2 separate regions of the Homo sapiens genome follow, and region 1 is linked to region 2. Evidence: chromatin loops called from intact Hi-C (ENCODE). Cell type or tissue: heart left ventricle. All regions are shown on one strand.

Region 1 (8,000 bases), 160 kb before region 2:
ACTGCTGTATGTTTATTGCCTTTTCCTTTGCTTTTTTCCTACTGGAGTCATTATCTGATTTGTTTGTTAAAACTCTTTGTAGAAATGCCACTCACTCCTTTCCTTCTCTTCAAAGTATTTTCCCTTACTTTCTTCATTTATCTTTTTTTTTTCCTTTATTTTCTTTTTTTTCAGACAGTTTCTCTGTCACCCAGGCTGGAGTGCATTGGCACAATTTCGGCTCACTGCAACCTCCGCCTCCCAGGCTCAAGCGATTCTCGTGCTTCAGCCTCCCCGGTAGCTAGAATTACAGGCACATGCTACCATACCCGGAAAATGTTTGTATTTTTTAGTAGAGACTAGGTTTTGCCACGTTGGCTAGGCTGGAATTGAACTCCTGACCTCAAGTGATCCACCCTCCTTGTCCTTCTAAAGTGCTGGGATTGTTGAGCCACTGTGCCAGCCTTCGTTTATCTTTTAATTCATAGCGTTTTTGTACCATAGAGAAACTTAACTGTGTGCACATGTGTGGTAAAGGGGGAATGATTGACTACTTTTATGAGCAGCAGTAGAAGCCTTGGTTCATGGAAGACCTCCAGAGGCCTTGAGGTGTGAAGTGGGGCTGGTGAGAGAATGCTGTTCTCTCTGTGTTCTCTTCTGGTCCCTTTGCTGGGTCTCAGACTTGGATGCTAATCGTTTCTTTACCTTTCGGATCAATATTGTCATGGGAGGTAATTTTCCCCCAAGTGGACAGATTCTTGACTTACTAGAGTCAGTTTTGTTACTCTCTTTGGCATGGGAATTTAATTATGTATTTTAGTGGGAAGGTGTGAGCAGGATGAAATTAGACACAGATAGGTAGTCACTGCCACAACCTGAGGTCAGCTGCAGTTTTCTTAAAAAGTCACTTTTTGCTAATAAAGTTTCCGTCCCTGCTTCTCCATTCATGTATTGCACTCATCTACACTAAGCTGGGTAGGCAGGAATCATGAAGTGGATTATGGAATGTCCAGTGGGTCTGGATACATAGCTCGCATATCCATTAATAGCCTGCATTACAGATTTTATGTAAAGTGTTAGTTTTAATTACGTAAGCATTAGATTTCCTGTAAAGATTTCAGAAACCACACTATTTGAAAGAGAGTACAAATTTGCAAAGAGAATACACATGTAGTGGATAGGTGAAAAGCTTACTCCCTAAAACTATCCAGATATGGACAATTCAGGGTCATCTGTCAGGCCATTTATAAATAACTCATATTAGCATTAATCAATAGTGCAGCGTTCCAGGCCTGAAACAATGCATTTAAAAAATGGGATATTTTGCCTTTAAAAAAAATTGTTAATATAGACAGTCCTCTTGAAATTAGTGGGGTTTAGGTATAAATTTAGATCATATTTGTGAATGAAACCAAGGCCAATTTAAAAAGCTATGTATTTAAAACTACAACAAAGTAAAATTCTTTTTATCTTAATCCAAATATATATTGGTCAGTATTTCTTATTCCAGAGCTCAGAATTACCCAGGAAATCTTTGGTTTCCTAAAACTCAAAATGTTTATTGCCAATAGCTAAGTAATATCTTCTCGTAAACAGTGTGGCTCAAAATTATGATCCTATGTTTATGAAACTGAAATCTGACTTAAGTGCTTGTGATTGTGTTTCTAGTTATACAAACTTTCATAGGAATGAAAGCAAAGCATAATTCTGAGGTTAAGACAAACATGTTTGGTATTCATTAAACTCTACTGAGCACGTCTACGTGTGTTTATTGATCATCTACTGCAGGCTTAGTTCTATGCTCAGTTCTTTGGGATGCAGGGACAGAAATTAGGTACTCAGAAATTTCTAGAACCAAGTAACATTATTTTTAAAATAGTGCAAGTCTGGGTATCCTTTTATAACAGGGTTTCTAACCATAGTTCAGCTTTGCTGTATTAATAGTATTGTTGATGTCAGCACTTTCTTGGAAGACATGTTTTTTGCTTATTCAACTTTTGCCTCATGTTAGATTTTTTTTTCTGCTAAACATTGCTGTTATCTTAGTGTTTGTTTTTTGTTGACTGGCTGTTTGGCCTGAGAATTTAGTTCTGAATTCCTTTTTTTTTTTTTTTTTTAAGGCAACAGAATAAACAAGCAACTGTGTGTCCCTTGGCGCGGTAGCCAATTTAAGGTGATTCATACCCAGTTACTTAATAGTAAAGTCTCATTCCTAAAGGATATAAACTCTATTTCTTGCAAGGATGCTTAAAGAGCTGAGCAAATCTTAAAGCATTATTATCACATTTTAGACTAAATAAAGATATTTTCGTTCATTCTAATTTTCGTCATTCCCAAACACACTGTGGCCTTCTGTGGCATGAGTAGTTTAATCAAGTGTTTAGAATTTCTTGGCCTCAACCAGATTAGAGGAATTTAACTCAGCTGTTGTTGAGAAGAAGTAATTCTTCAGTCACTACTGAGGTTTTGTAAGTGTTATTGTTAAAAAAAAGAAAAGGAACTTTGAAGTCTTTATTAGAAAATAAGGTGAACTCATTGTGTTTTATGTATGTTCTGAGATAGAGTTAAAATATTTCAAAATTACTACGGGGCAATTTTCAAGCTTAAAATAAAAAATGGCTCACTACCCCTGGACAGGTTGAATTTGTAATTCATAGCTGAACCGCTAAAGTTAGCATGCAGATTACACTATGAGAGTTCATGCAGGTCTAAATAGTCTCAAATAATTCTTTAATTTGTCTCTACAAGTGTAAGTTTACTAAAAGTACTATATGGAAATTCCACTATCCCAGCTTTTGCTGGGTCCCTTGCTATAACCCCTGACTCAGTTCCTTGCTTTCAGTGAGAGCTCCCAACAGCTCTCATCATTTCTTTCTGTGGCTTAAGTCTGTGCATGCTCCCAGTTGCCACAGCAGAGTTTCTGCAACCTGGGGTTCACAGGATCATCTGGGGGTGCTTATTCAAATGTAGCACCCTGCTACATTTTTCATTCCAGAGGCTAACACAGGGCCCAGGAGAATCTGCCATTTAAAAAAGCCACCCATGTGATAGAAAGCCCTCTTGAGGGAAAGCAAAGGCCTGTTTGTGATGAGAGCTGTTCTTGGCCTCCCTTCTTGTGGCACCCTCCCGAGCTGGGGACTGTGCACTGTGCATTTGCTACTCTTGAAGCACACTTGACCTTCACCTTTCACCCTAGTTCTTTTGCTTAGGTGCTGGGTGGGATCCATCCACCTTGCTCCTGGGATCTTCTACATGCCTTTTACCGTCTATCTGCATGTCACTGCCATTGCACCCTTCTCCTGTAATGCACCCTGCTTTGGTGTAAAGTCAGTTGCTCTCTTAGCTGTTCTCATAATGCTTGACCCTGCTTTCTTTTCACACTTACTGCAGAGGTTAGGAGCAGGACTCTGGGGCCCACCAATCTGGATTTGAAACCTAGCTCCTCCTGGTCTAGCTGTTTGCTGAAGGGTAAGTTATTTTATCTTTCTGAGCCTGAGATGCCTCATGTGTAGAGCGGGGAGAATAGTGACTACCTCACAGTCTGTTGCGAGGACCAAATGAGGTAATAAACATCCGGGGCTGAGAACAGTGACTGTCAAGTAGTTAGCATGCCTCGAAGGCCAGCCATTGCCATCATTGTGATTTCTAACATCGGCTTTTTCATGATCATCCTACAGAGCTCTGCGCAGCCAGAAATCTGGAGGCAGCAATCTTGTCTCCCCTTTCAAATCCAGCACATAACACACCACTTGCTCCCCACACCAACCCACAAGTGTTGACTGAATTGCACTGACTTTACTTGCAAATGCATTTCCTGACTTCAGTGTCACCAGACCTCATCAGTCTGTGGCTATCAAATACATTCTGTTGACTTCAGTAACTCAAAAGTCCATGTCCTTGTGATCACCACCTTGTGCGTTGTCTCTACCCGCTCCCCTCCCTGAAGGACTTGGTTCCCTTGCTCATTCAGCAGTCTCTCCACTCCAGGCCCTGCCCTTCCCCTGCTTCCTCACTAGCTGCAGGAGGGAGTAACCTGCTGGTGCTGGCTGTGCCATTGTGTGCTCTTGCTGCCTGCACCGGTAAGCTTGCTTGATGCACACCAGGCTGTGGCCCAAGAGGTGCCTAGAGGAAGACGCTGCGCCCCTCAGTTCCCCTCTGCTGCACTTGTGTCTACCTGGGCCTCTAGGTGCTGTCAGGGTTTCAGAGGAAACTGCTCCTGCATCTGCAGGGAGCTCTGCTGGACTGAGAACAGGCTCACCTCCTGAGAAACACAGAACCTGAATTCATGCTTGGAGAAGACAACAATTCTCCAAAGGCTGACCTCCCCTGTGTGACCGAGCCCCGGAGCCCCTCTGTTGGTTCAAGATCCTGCATTGGGGCTGCAGAAGCGGCTGGCCCAGTGGCGTGGCTTTCCTAGGACAGAAGGATTGCTCCACCCTACAGGGGAACAAATGTCCACCTTTTAGGAGACAGAAAACTGGCTGTTGTATCCAAATTACCGTTTTTCTAGCCCGCGGTTTCTGAACAGTTTCGTGGATCTTAAGTCTGAGTTTCAGTTAGGCTTTCCTCCCCACTGGCATATCTGCAGGAAGGACAGTCCTAGCTCTGGATATTTCTCTGCCCCCTTTTATTTCTTGCTGTATGAGTCACTACTCTCCCCCGGTGCATTAGTTTCCTGGGGCTGCTGTAACAAATGACCACAAACTTGCCAGCTTACAACCACAGAAATTTCTTCTCTCACAGTTCTGGAGGCCAGGTCTGGAGTCAAGGTGTGAGCAGCTACGCTCCTTCCTAAGGCTCTGGAGACACCCCGTTCCGGGCCTCTCTCCTGGCTCCTGGTGGCTGTTGCGAGCCTTGGCTCATAGCTGCATCACTCCAATCTCTGCCTCCGTCTTCACATCACCTTCTCCTCTGGGTTTATTCTCTTCTGTGTGTCTCTTTTAAGGATCTTTGTCATTGGATTTGGGGTCTACCTGAATAATCCAGGATTATCTCCACATTGTAGGATCATTGATCATATTTTAAAAGACCGCTTTATCAAGTAAGGTAGCATTTTACAAGTTTCAGGAGTTAAGACTTGATGACTTGGGGTGTTCATTATTCAACCTGCTACACCCGGGTAACAGTAATCTACATTCTCATACATCAGTTGCATTGTACCCATTTCATAAATTAATCTTGTGCCATTTAATTTGGTAATCTGGTTAGTGCTAGGAATTTTTCATATTTAGGGGAGAGAGAATAATAATAACTACAGAAACAGTATATAGTTCCTTGAGCCCCTAGGCATGCTAGGCACTGTCACACACAAATGCTTACACTGGCCTGGGAGAAAGGTGCCACCATTATTTGCATTTTACTGATGAGGGGACTTAAACCTGGAGCACTTAAGTAACTTGCTACGGTCTGCTTAGCAAGTCGGTGACAGAATCAGCAATGAATTGGCCGTCTCCTTCAAAGTCTGTGCTCTTTAAAGTGGTCAGGACTGCAGGAGGTGACCTCAAGTCAGAGCTGGGTGGGGACCTTGGTGTAGTTGTTTCTACCACTAAGTTGGTGGTAAGATCTTGGGCAAGTTATCCACTTCTATGAACTTGACTCCATCTAGCACAGTAAAAGGACTGTGAAGGAGGAATTAATAGGGAGGCACAAATTAAAAGAAGACCAGTGAGAAGCTTTGGGTTTGGTTGGATTCAGTTGAATTTAACATTAGATATTTGGGTTATCTGGGAAGTTTGATTGTGGCAATTTTTTTTTTTTTTTTTGAGACAGGGTCTTGCTCTGTAGCCCATGCTGGAGTGCAGTGGTGTCTTCATAGCTCACTGTAACTTTGAACTCCTGGGCTAAAGGGATCCTCCCACCTCAGCCTCCCTAGTTGCTGCAACTATAGGCACATGCCATCTTGCCTGGCTAATATTTTATTTTTTGTAGGCTTGGGGTCTTCCCATGTTTTCAAGACTGTGGCAATGCTTTTTTTTTTAAAGCATATTATTTACTATAGAGCTTTATAGAAATGTTAAATAGGACTATTGTTTAGTTAGTCCCATTTCTCCTTGCACTGTGAACGTGGAACCTTAAAAATAAAAGTGTTGGCATTTAAAAAAAGCTTGACAATGCTTCAGTGAATTTAAATATATATAATATATATATTTCAATACTTGACACTAAAAATATTAAGAGAAAATATGAGTTATTATGAAAATATCTAAGAACGATGTATTTGGAATTATTATTATTATTATTATTATTATTATTATTATTATTTGAGGCGGAGTCTCACTCTCTCGCCCAGGCTGGAGTGCAGTGTTGTGATCTCGGCTCGCTACAAGCTCCACCTCCTGGGTTCACGCCATTCTCCTGCCTCAGTCTCCTGAGTAGCTGGGACTACAGGTGCCCGCCACCACGCCTGGCTAATTTTTTTGTATTTTTAGTAGAGATGGGGTTTCACCATGTTAGCTGGGATGGTCTCGATCTCCTGGCCTCGTGATCTGCCTGCCTTGGCCTCCCAAAGTGCTGGGATTACAGGTGTGAGCCACCGTGCCCGGCCTGGAATTATTTTAATAATCTTTGGTCATGCTGTCAGTTAACTTTATGGTAAATAAGTAATTGGAGTTTTAACTGTAGAATTTGTTTTGTTGAGATTCATTGCAAAACTGTGAGACTACTTTGCAACTCCGTCTTGGGAGATTGGTGTTGAATCTTTCTGGTAAATGTTTGATTTGGATGTTAAGCTAACGTTTGCAGGGCCCCTGCCTGTTAACAGCTACCTGGGCTTTGCCTGTTTGGCCTTGACTCTTCTTCCTAACCTGGGGTGAGGTCTGCAGGATCCATGTGAGGCCAGATGTGCTCCATGGGGAGAGTCTGGTGGGCAGATCCTGAGTGATGGACTTCCCATTTCTCTCTCCTTCTCTGCTTTGCTGTCAGGAGTATCTGTTTGTCTGAAGCCTGCTGATTCTTTCTGTTCCTCCAACTTCCTTTCTGTAATGCCAGTTGGTAGCTTTGGCTTTAAAATGGGCAAACCTCCTGCTCTCCTGGTTCAGAATTAGTGATTTTTATCCTTTCAGGGATCATGCTGTGGAACACACAGCAGCCTGTGGAGTCTGCTAAGCCCGATTCACAATGGAGCATTGATCCCTGCTGCTGTGTGGCACCCTGGCCTCTGCAGCATACACATGCTTGGGCCAGGATCAATTTTCAGTGGGTTTTAGGTCTGACACACTGGCTTTAGTTTATAGTAACATCGGGGGCTTGTGTCTGCCTAACCCCATCCTTTATAAAGTGGGGATCAGTGCCTTACAGATTTTGATGCCAACATAATTATTTATAAAATCATCACATTACATAAGATGTGCTGTTTTTCTTTTTTCACACAAGAAATGATTTTCATTTGATGTATTGATCAGTGTAGTTACTGGGAATTGAGCCCAATACATTTATTCTTTTATTTGAGATCTGCTAAAATTGTCTCTTCCTTCGGAAGACTGAAAAATGATCCAGGTTGTGAATGAGTTGTTCCAATTCTTTTCATGCCGAGCAGGGCTTTACACTAAATTTGGGACCTGAGGGGCCAGATTTAGGATCTGGAGGGTTAAGAGTGAGACACAGCGGCTGCCTGGCCACATGCCAGATGCAGGAGGTAAGGCTGGAGGTTCGTGACCAGTTTGGACATAGCTGCTGCTCTGGTAAAACACAAACATCAACAACGAAAACTTGATTCCTGTGGAATATGTGCTATAATCTAGGAAACAGAGATTCTCTGGTATGGGAAATCCTTGAAGTCTTGGCATTAGTGACAGCACCTGGAAATACTCATTCCAATTCAAATGAGTCTGAAGTGGGCCCTGGAGGGGCTGCATGGGGAAATTTGCAAGTGGTGTCTGTGCCGGGAATGTTAAGTATTGATGGTGATGCTGAATTTATGAATATGGAAAGAATGCGTGTACTCAGAAGGAGGATGCAAACAGATTTTAAATTTTATTTTGACATTACCTTCCAGTGCAGTGCATGGTTAGCAGTAACTGTAT
Region 2 (8,000 bases):
GAAGTGCAAGTTTGACGGGACATAGGGAGACCTTATTTGGTTAGGGTGGGCTGGGCTGCCACCCCAACCAAATTAGGTTGCCCATGCAGAGTTGTTGGCTGAATGACTTTTCTGCTGTCTGGCATTTACCAAGCGTAATGACACCTTTTTGATTTTTCTTTTTCCTCCTGTTTCCCCTCCAACTCACACATACAGAATTAATTAAATGTTTTTTGGTTTCAACTCTTTATCTCATCTTGTATGGATTAGCCAAATTTCCTGCCTAAGTTATTAAACCAAGTTGAATTCTGCTATATGTGTGTTTGTGTCTTCGGGATCTGATCATCTTTGAGGTATGATTCTGAATGTCATTTGAGCTTATTCTTTATGACATTCTAGAAAAGTATGTATGCTAGGCCTCGAATATATTCTTTTTTTAAAAAAATTTCTATAATTTCAAAAGGTAGGAAACATGACAGTAATGGTTAGTTTTAGATTTTATTTATTTTTATTTTTTAAGACGGAGTCTCTTGCTCTTGTCGCCCAGGCTGGAGTGCGATGGCGTGATCTCGGCTCACTGCAACCTCTGCTTTCCGGGTTCAAGTGATTCTCCTTCCTCAGCCTCCCGAGTAGCTGGGATTACAGGTGCATGCCACCATGCCTGGCTAATTTTTTTAATTTTTTTATTTTTTGTATTTTTTGTTAGAGATGGGGTTTCACCATGTTGTCCAGGCTGGTCTTGAACTCCTGACCTCAGGTGATCCGCCTACCTCGGCCTCCTAAGTGCTGGGATTACAGGCATGAGTCACCGTGCCTGGCCAATTTTAGATTTTATTAATGTTAGACATAGACTCGTGTGTCATAGAAAACAATACTCAGAGAAAACTACGTACCTAGATGTTTTTTGGCCTTTTAGTTAGGCACTTGGCAATGAATGTGTTTTCTAAGTTTATTAGTTACTTTGATAGATATTCCTGGTCTAAAATCTATTTCTTTTTATTTTTTGTAAGTATTCTTTCTGTCTAACCCCTCTTTAAAATAAAAAGTTATTTAGGAGTTTAATGATTTGGGGGGAGGGGCAGATTCTGGTAATGTGATGAACGAGATGGGGAGGAGCAGTCTTGCAAACCTTTGGTTTAGTAGAGAACCAAAACCAGTTTGGAAGGGGATACAGGTCTCTTTCTAGCCATATGTATTTGACTGAACATGTTTGTTTGGAAAAACTAGTAGTTTTGTAAATCATCCATTGAGAGCCAGCAAGTTATCTCTACATTTGTGAAAGAAAAAAATTGAGGTGGATATGGGTTTCCTTTTTCTATGTGTGTCCGTATTGTTTTGATTGTATAGAGGTAGATATTTTTCTTCATTTTGACTGAAAGTAAAGTCAGAATTATATGTATATCTATACATATATATGTATAGATATATTTATTTTCTACATTTTAAGAGGAAGCAGCGTGTTTTAAGAGTGAAAGAAAATAAGCTTTGAAAGCAGACACATCTTGATTTGAGTGCTAGTTACTATCATTAGCTTGCTTATATAATCTTGAGAAATCTTTTCTTTCTCGAAGCCTTAGTTTGCCCATCAGCTAAATGAGCACAGTACATCCTATATGGTAGGGTTGTTGAGTATGAGTGTTAAGTGAGGTAAGTTAAGTCAACACAACGTAGTAAGAGATCAGTAAGTATCAAATTCCATTCTCACTCACTATATGTAATATAAATAGGTTTAAATCAACAGAGTGAGTTTATCTGTAACTGCAGACTTTCTTTGCCATAACACCTTTAAAAAGTTTTAAATGCTTAAATTTACTGTTCTTTCAACTGCCAGTTTAGTGTTAGTTCATATCATTTTGTTTTGGCCGTATTTGCTAATGTTATTGGTGGAGTCATACCATTTTCTGTTGGCTTCATTTATAATTCTATTTTTTTTTTGGCTGTCTACACATTATTTCATTTTGGGACCTGCTACACTGTTGGATTTTTGGCTTTACTCACCTTTTCCCCCCTTCTCCACTTTTGACCCATCTCCTCCTATTTCATTTTGGCACCAGTAAAGTAATGGTTCATGTGTATGCTGGAAGCCTACCCCATACATCTCTATGGGTGCAGTATTCCTTTTTATTGTGTTTTATTTTTCAAAATGACAAGCTTATATTTCCAGTATGTGAAAATGCTTTAGAACTTCTTGTTGAATATAGATTAGTTGACATTTTAAGTCTTAGCCCATGTTGTATGGTTGTGTTTTGGTTTTCTATTTCTTCTTTACTCTTTTCATCATATACCTTGTAGTTTTTGTCATCAGTGAATGATTTTTGAGAATCCTAATGTGCACAGCATTCTGCTGGATCTTGTACTAAGCAGTTTAAAGAGACCCTGTGCAATTACCCGACATTTCCTGTGTGCTTCTTATAGGCAGAATTTCATAGAATACAAATTATCCTCTTCTAGGTACTTGAATCTAAAACAAATATGGACACACAGAGCAAGAAAATAGCTGAACAGTGAGTATGTGAAGAGTAAACCAACAGACACCAGGATTATTCACCATAGGCCAGCCTTCTAGCTCCCAAGATGTTCCCTCCCTGCCAGTCTTCATTGTCTCTCAGTATTGAGATGTCAGCCTCCTTTCCATATTACCTGGAATAATTGCCAAGCAGTCATGCCACTTGAAAATGAGGTAACAAGTCCTTTGATTGAACTGGCAGTCCCACTCCCTGTCATAGCATCCTTGTATCAGTGTTGTTTATTCATTTCATGGTCTGTTCTCTCAAGAAATAAGCATCAGGAGTGGACAGTGATGTTTGGGGGGATCCCAAGGCACATGGGAGGCAGATCTTACCTCTTTCTGAGGAGGCCACAGAGAGCTGGATAGTCCCTCTGTCTGCTCCCTGGTAGCTGGAATGTGGATCTGTGACTCCATGCAGCCAACTGGAAGCTTAATGCAGGGAATGTGAACTTTGAACTAGTTAGAGATTATTCACTGTGAGGCTTTTGCAAAGGGCACAGGCTGGATGAGTGGCCGTGAGCGTCCGTGTTCCTGAGCAGACTGTGCTGTGGCCCAATCCTGTGCGTGTCTCCTCTTCAGGCTCCTGCCGGAGCATGCTTCTCTAATCTTACCATTTATCACTGACCCTTCGGTGAAACTCTCTTCTGTTTAAATTTACCAGGGTACACTTTGTAATACTTGGGACCAAGAATTTGAAGATAGTAATCAGACAAATCAAACAACTAGTAGTAGTGGAGAGACACGTAGCCCTACAGGAAGGGGTAGAATTATCATTAAAAACACAGACAAACCAGAGACTGCCTGAAAAAAAAAAAAAGATGAACTGGAAAGATTCAAAGTAGGCTCTATTGGAGGTGAGTATGGAAAACAAGCTTAGCTTTTTATTTTGAAGTTTCCTTCCAGGAGTTGGATACTGTGATCTCTTCAATCAGCATGTTTATATAGTGAGGAGGAAGACCAGAAATGAGAAGAGGAATAAGAAAATGGCAGCACAGCCTTTTGGGGTATGGATAAGGGTGGTCTTCCTGCTACAGCAGAGGAGAGGGGCATGTGTGGCCCATGTGGAAGAGCAACTGAGTTGGTGGCTGACTGAATTTGGGTCCGAAGCAAAAATAGGATATGAGGATAGGTATAAGAATTTTATTTTGTGCTATGTGTGTCATTTGGCTTTTAAACTGTCTAGAAATAAAATGAGATGAAAACAATCTGCCCTCATTTCTTGGTTGCTTTTCTTAAATATCATTGGCCCAAAGCATAGCCAAGCCTTTTATTTAGAAAATCCTACCTTCAAAAAGTGATAGGTTACACTAATTATATTTGTGCTGTTCTACAGATTTTCTATTTTGCACTGGTCCTTTACCTGCTGCTCGCTGTGCGGGCAGCTAAGGTGAGAGTTTGAAGACTATGGACTTTTAAGCTGAGAGGCTGCTGTGGTCATACAGTTTTCAACACAAAACTTGTTCTCCCTCTAGTGTTCCACTTGCACAGGGGTAAGTTGCACAACTTTGTTCCATTTTGAATTCTTTGCAAGATTTGTCTTCATTTCCTCTGTTGTATCAGATTCCTATATTTCCTTGTACTGTTTGGCCAAACTCCATTGTTTTCATCTTACTGAGTGGAACAGTAGATACTGTTCCAGCTTTGATATTAATTTCCTCTCTAGTACAGCAATTCCGAGTCTGGAGTACATTAGCATTTCAATTTTGAAGAGAGATTTTGATCTCTGAGCACCCTTGCCTTGTGTCTGTTTTCTTGATGGTTCCTTGTGGTTGCTTTCAGTGTTAGGTTAGGTTTCTCCAGTTAGGTTTCTGATGCAGATTGAAAAGCAAACAAGCAGTTAATTCTGTGCATCCCTCATTCTTCTGTAAACATGCCTAGTGCAGTGTATTGCCTCTCCAAGTGCTCTTGCTTAATTAACATGCTTTAGTTTGTAAAGGATTGATTTGTTTGGCAGAATTATCCATAGTTGATTCTGGGAGCAAATTTTCTCGGATATCAATTTGAGGAAATAAATCTCACTTCTCCATGCCTTTTGTTAATTAATTTGTTTCTGTTACCATCAAATCTTTACTTAATAAGTCTGTAAAGGATCTCCAGTGGTGTTGAGATGTCAGTGCTGTTTGGCTATAAAATTCAAGGATGACATCTAATGTGTGCCTTTTAGTAGAGATGCAATTTACTTATGTAGTAGATTTGTGAGGAGCATCCATGGAATAGTCATCCCACTATGATTGTATATAACAATTGTATGTACAATATACAATATATATATACAATAAGGAAAATGTGCCTCTTAGGGGTTGGGAAACCAGTGGTCAAATTCCACCTCTGGCATCATCTGCTCTGGGACTGCAGGCAAGCCACATCATTCGGATGGCTTCCCTTGTGTTGTAAAGGGGGGACAACGTTTTTGCCCTCCTTTTTTGCCAGGCTGCTGTGCATGGCCCTGTGGAATCATCAATGTGGCAGTGTAATAGTCTCCTTCCTGCCCAGTGTGGACCCCAGCTTGGCCTGTGCTGCTCCCATCCACCTTTGTAGCCTGATCTTCAGCCATGTTTTAAATATTCTTTGCGCTGCAGCAAACTTTTATTCCACACACACACCATGGCCTTCTCATAACGGGCCACCTGTCCTCTGTTAAGGCTCTTTTGGAATGCTCTGTATGTGCCTCTCAGAACTTCTCCCAGCTTCCCAGCTACACCTTAAATGCCTTCTCCCCTGTGAATTCTTCCTTGTTCTTCCTAATCTGAAGTAGGCCTTTTAGTAATCTCTGATACCATGTCATCTTCTGGTCACAATGTTGAATTATAGTAGGTCACACATGTGTTCTGTATTCCTGACTAAATTAAACTCAAGGGTCAGGATTCTGTGTTGGGCATCTCTTACTGTGCTAAGAGTGCCCTCGGATGAATCAGGAGTTTTTGGATGTTGACTGGATTGCTTTTGATGAATCAGCCTTAGTTTTTCATATTTGCACAATACTTTTGAGTGTTCTCTAAGGTCAGCTTCACCTATGGAGAATGACATAATTCTGTGTTCCACTGTAGAAATGTAAGTTGGGTATCCTTCAGTCTTGCTACCATAGTCAAGGAGTGACCCCTGGGCAGCCAGCAGCAGGTGGGCGTTTCTGCAGTAAGCCTCTGGGGCTCATCTGTTCTTGGGAAGCCAAGTAAAAACACACACACCATGTGGGGTGATAAGGGGCACAATCTCGTACGTAGGAGAATTGGGATGAAGTGAAAAATGAATAACCCAGGAATAGAGAAGGGTGCTAGTACATTCTGTGGCAGTGGGTCTTAATGGATGAGTGAGCAGGAGCTTATTGGGATGGTAGGTGAGAAGTGTCTCCAGGTAATGTCCAGAAGGGGGTCTGAGCTTAATGTGCATGGTTGCAGGCGAGTGGGTATGGGGTATCCCAAGCCCAGGGTGAAGAGTGGGTGGGGATGCAGGGGATGCTGGTGGTGATGCCCTTTAGTCATGGGGAGATAAAAGAGCTTGGGCTTCTCAGGGAAAATTAAGTGCATGCCATAGCAAAATGGCCATAACAGAGGTGCTTACCTGCCCATCAACCAGTGGCATAATCACGGGGGACACATCCTAAAATTCAGAGCCCCAACCTCACTCCCAACAATTCTGATTCCGTAAATCTAGAACGGGACTCAATATTCATGTGTTAGTAATTTATCCCAGTGATTCTGATGCAGGTGGCCAGTGAAGCACACTTTGAGTAAGTGTTGAATTACCTCTAAGAAAGGAATTATAAAATTTGCACAGATACGCATTTGTCCTAGGGAGGAGGATCCTGGGTAGCTCTGTTCAGATACTCAAAGGGATCCATAAGCTCTTCAAAGTTTCAGAACCACTGAGCTAAGACAAAAGCTTGTAATCCAGAATGAGAATAGCAGCACCATTGCAGGAATATTGGAGATCAGTAACCTTTAAAGAAACATTTTGTGTGATAGAAATTGTTGGTGTTTTCAGGAGCCCTACTGGAAACACATTAGGGAAGTGAAGGCTTACCACCCAATTTGTAAATCAGGATTTAGGTTTGTGTTAATATCTCAGTGTTTAAAGGACATACAGTGTTTAGTGGCTCTAGCAATTAACAATTTGTCTGTAATAGGATTTTTTTGGAAACACTTCAAGTCCACATCTTTCTCTGACCTAATTAAACCTTCTGGTTTCCCCTGGGTTTTACTTTTTAATTCTGAAGTTAGAAATATATTAAAGTTCAGTAGAATGAAGGTCTTTATTACTAATTATCAGTAAAGATATCACATTTTGCTCTCCTGTGGTTAAGGTCTTATCTGTATTTCTGTGATAAACATCTCTCTGAAGTTTATAGAGCATATGGAGAAAAATGAGATTGATACAACTTGGTTTTTACTCACTCCCAACCCCAGAATTTTTGAATCAGTGAAGTGTACTGCTGAAAAGTGATGTACACGCCCTCATTTCTCCCCTGAACCCAGGGTAAAATGAACATACTGTTTATACTGGCAAATTCAGTACAGCAAATGGGATGAAGTAACTGTCGGAGGGAGTCTGTGATCAGGGATGTGTTTCCTGGTGATGGCTGAGACAGAGCTATCAGCTGGTAACTGTAGCTTGTCCTTCAGCAAGGGGTTGCAGCTACTAAGCACACATTTGATCATTGGTTTAAACCTTACAGAAATTGAGCTGGTCTGTGAAGCCTCCTCTAGGCAAATTTCTAGCTCCATGAAGGGTTACTATTTCTTAAGTCCAGTCAATATTCCATCGATGCACAAGTGTTTATTCTCTATTCACAACACACACAGTACTAGGTATTGTTAAAGGTAAGTGTCCAATATGGCCAAGGGCCAACAATAAGGGTATTTAAAGAATATCTCAAAGAGAGATCCAAGCCACAGATAATCAAATATAAAATTACCCACTCAGACTATTAAAACCAAATATATGGTGACACTTTGTTTAACTTATCCCAGCAACCACAAGTTCTTACAAGTCAGCCATATGAAAAATAAAAAAGCTTCCTGAGAAACAGAACTCCCTACTCTCTTGGTATATTAAACATATCCCAATGAATAGTTTCTGGACGCAGATAAGGCTCATCCCAGGCATATTATGAAGTCATTGAATTTGATACTGTCTTCTTTTTTTAAACTTATTTTCCACCCACTTTTCATATGTCTAATATTCTTATGTAATCTGCATCAAAATAAGAAATATCTAATATCTAGTTATCCTTACTTGTGGATTGTTTATGTGGCCCTGTGCACAATAGGTCTAAATAAATATTTTTTTGGAGTAGCTGTGGTTAGAGGACTGGCTATGTGAAGCCATTTTCATATTATGTTCTTTTGAGTTTTAAATTTCAAGCCTCTTTGTTACAGATGGAAAAATGTAGACTTACTCAAATAATTGTAGACGTTAGTAAGCAGAGGCTGAGAAGAGGTTTGGGTTAAGGAGAGTTGTACGGAAACTATAATATTAGGTGTTCTTCAGTGATCTTTTCAGCAAATATGATGTC

Evidence for each region. A loop is a pair of places that touch in the nucleus more often than their neighbours do. Peaks named below come from ENCODE experiments on the same cell type or tissue, not always from the same donor. Only the 100,000 strongest peaks of a DNase experiment are listed, where the experiment ranks them.
Region 1: it touches region 2 in a loop (1.9-fold over the local background); 7 of 110 quality-filtered maps call a loop at or near these places.

What each region holds. Positions count from the first base shown.
Region 1 is chr18:7,596,705-7,604,704 of GRCh38, forward strand. All of the region lies in intron 1 of PTPRM (protein tyrosine phosphatase receptor type M), which reads left to right. Among named protein-coding and RNA genes, the nearest start is that of PTPRM, 33 kb to the left of the region's middle. In heart left ventricle, a CTCF peak has its summit at 4,830; no DNase peak of the experiment used is centred here; H3K27ac peaks cover 2,535 bases.
Region 2 is chr18:7,751,943-7,759,942 of GRCh38, forward strand. All of the region lies in intron 1 of PTPRM (protein tyrosine phosphatase receptor type M), which reads left to right. Among named protein-coding and RNA genes, the nearest start is that of PTPRM, 190 kb to the left of the region's middle. In heart left ventricle, a CTCF peak has its summit at 3,969; no DNase peak of the experiment used is centred here; H3K27ac peaks cover 1,299 bases.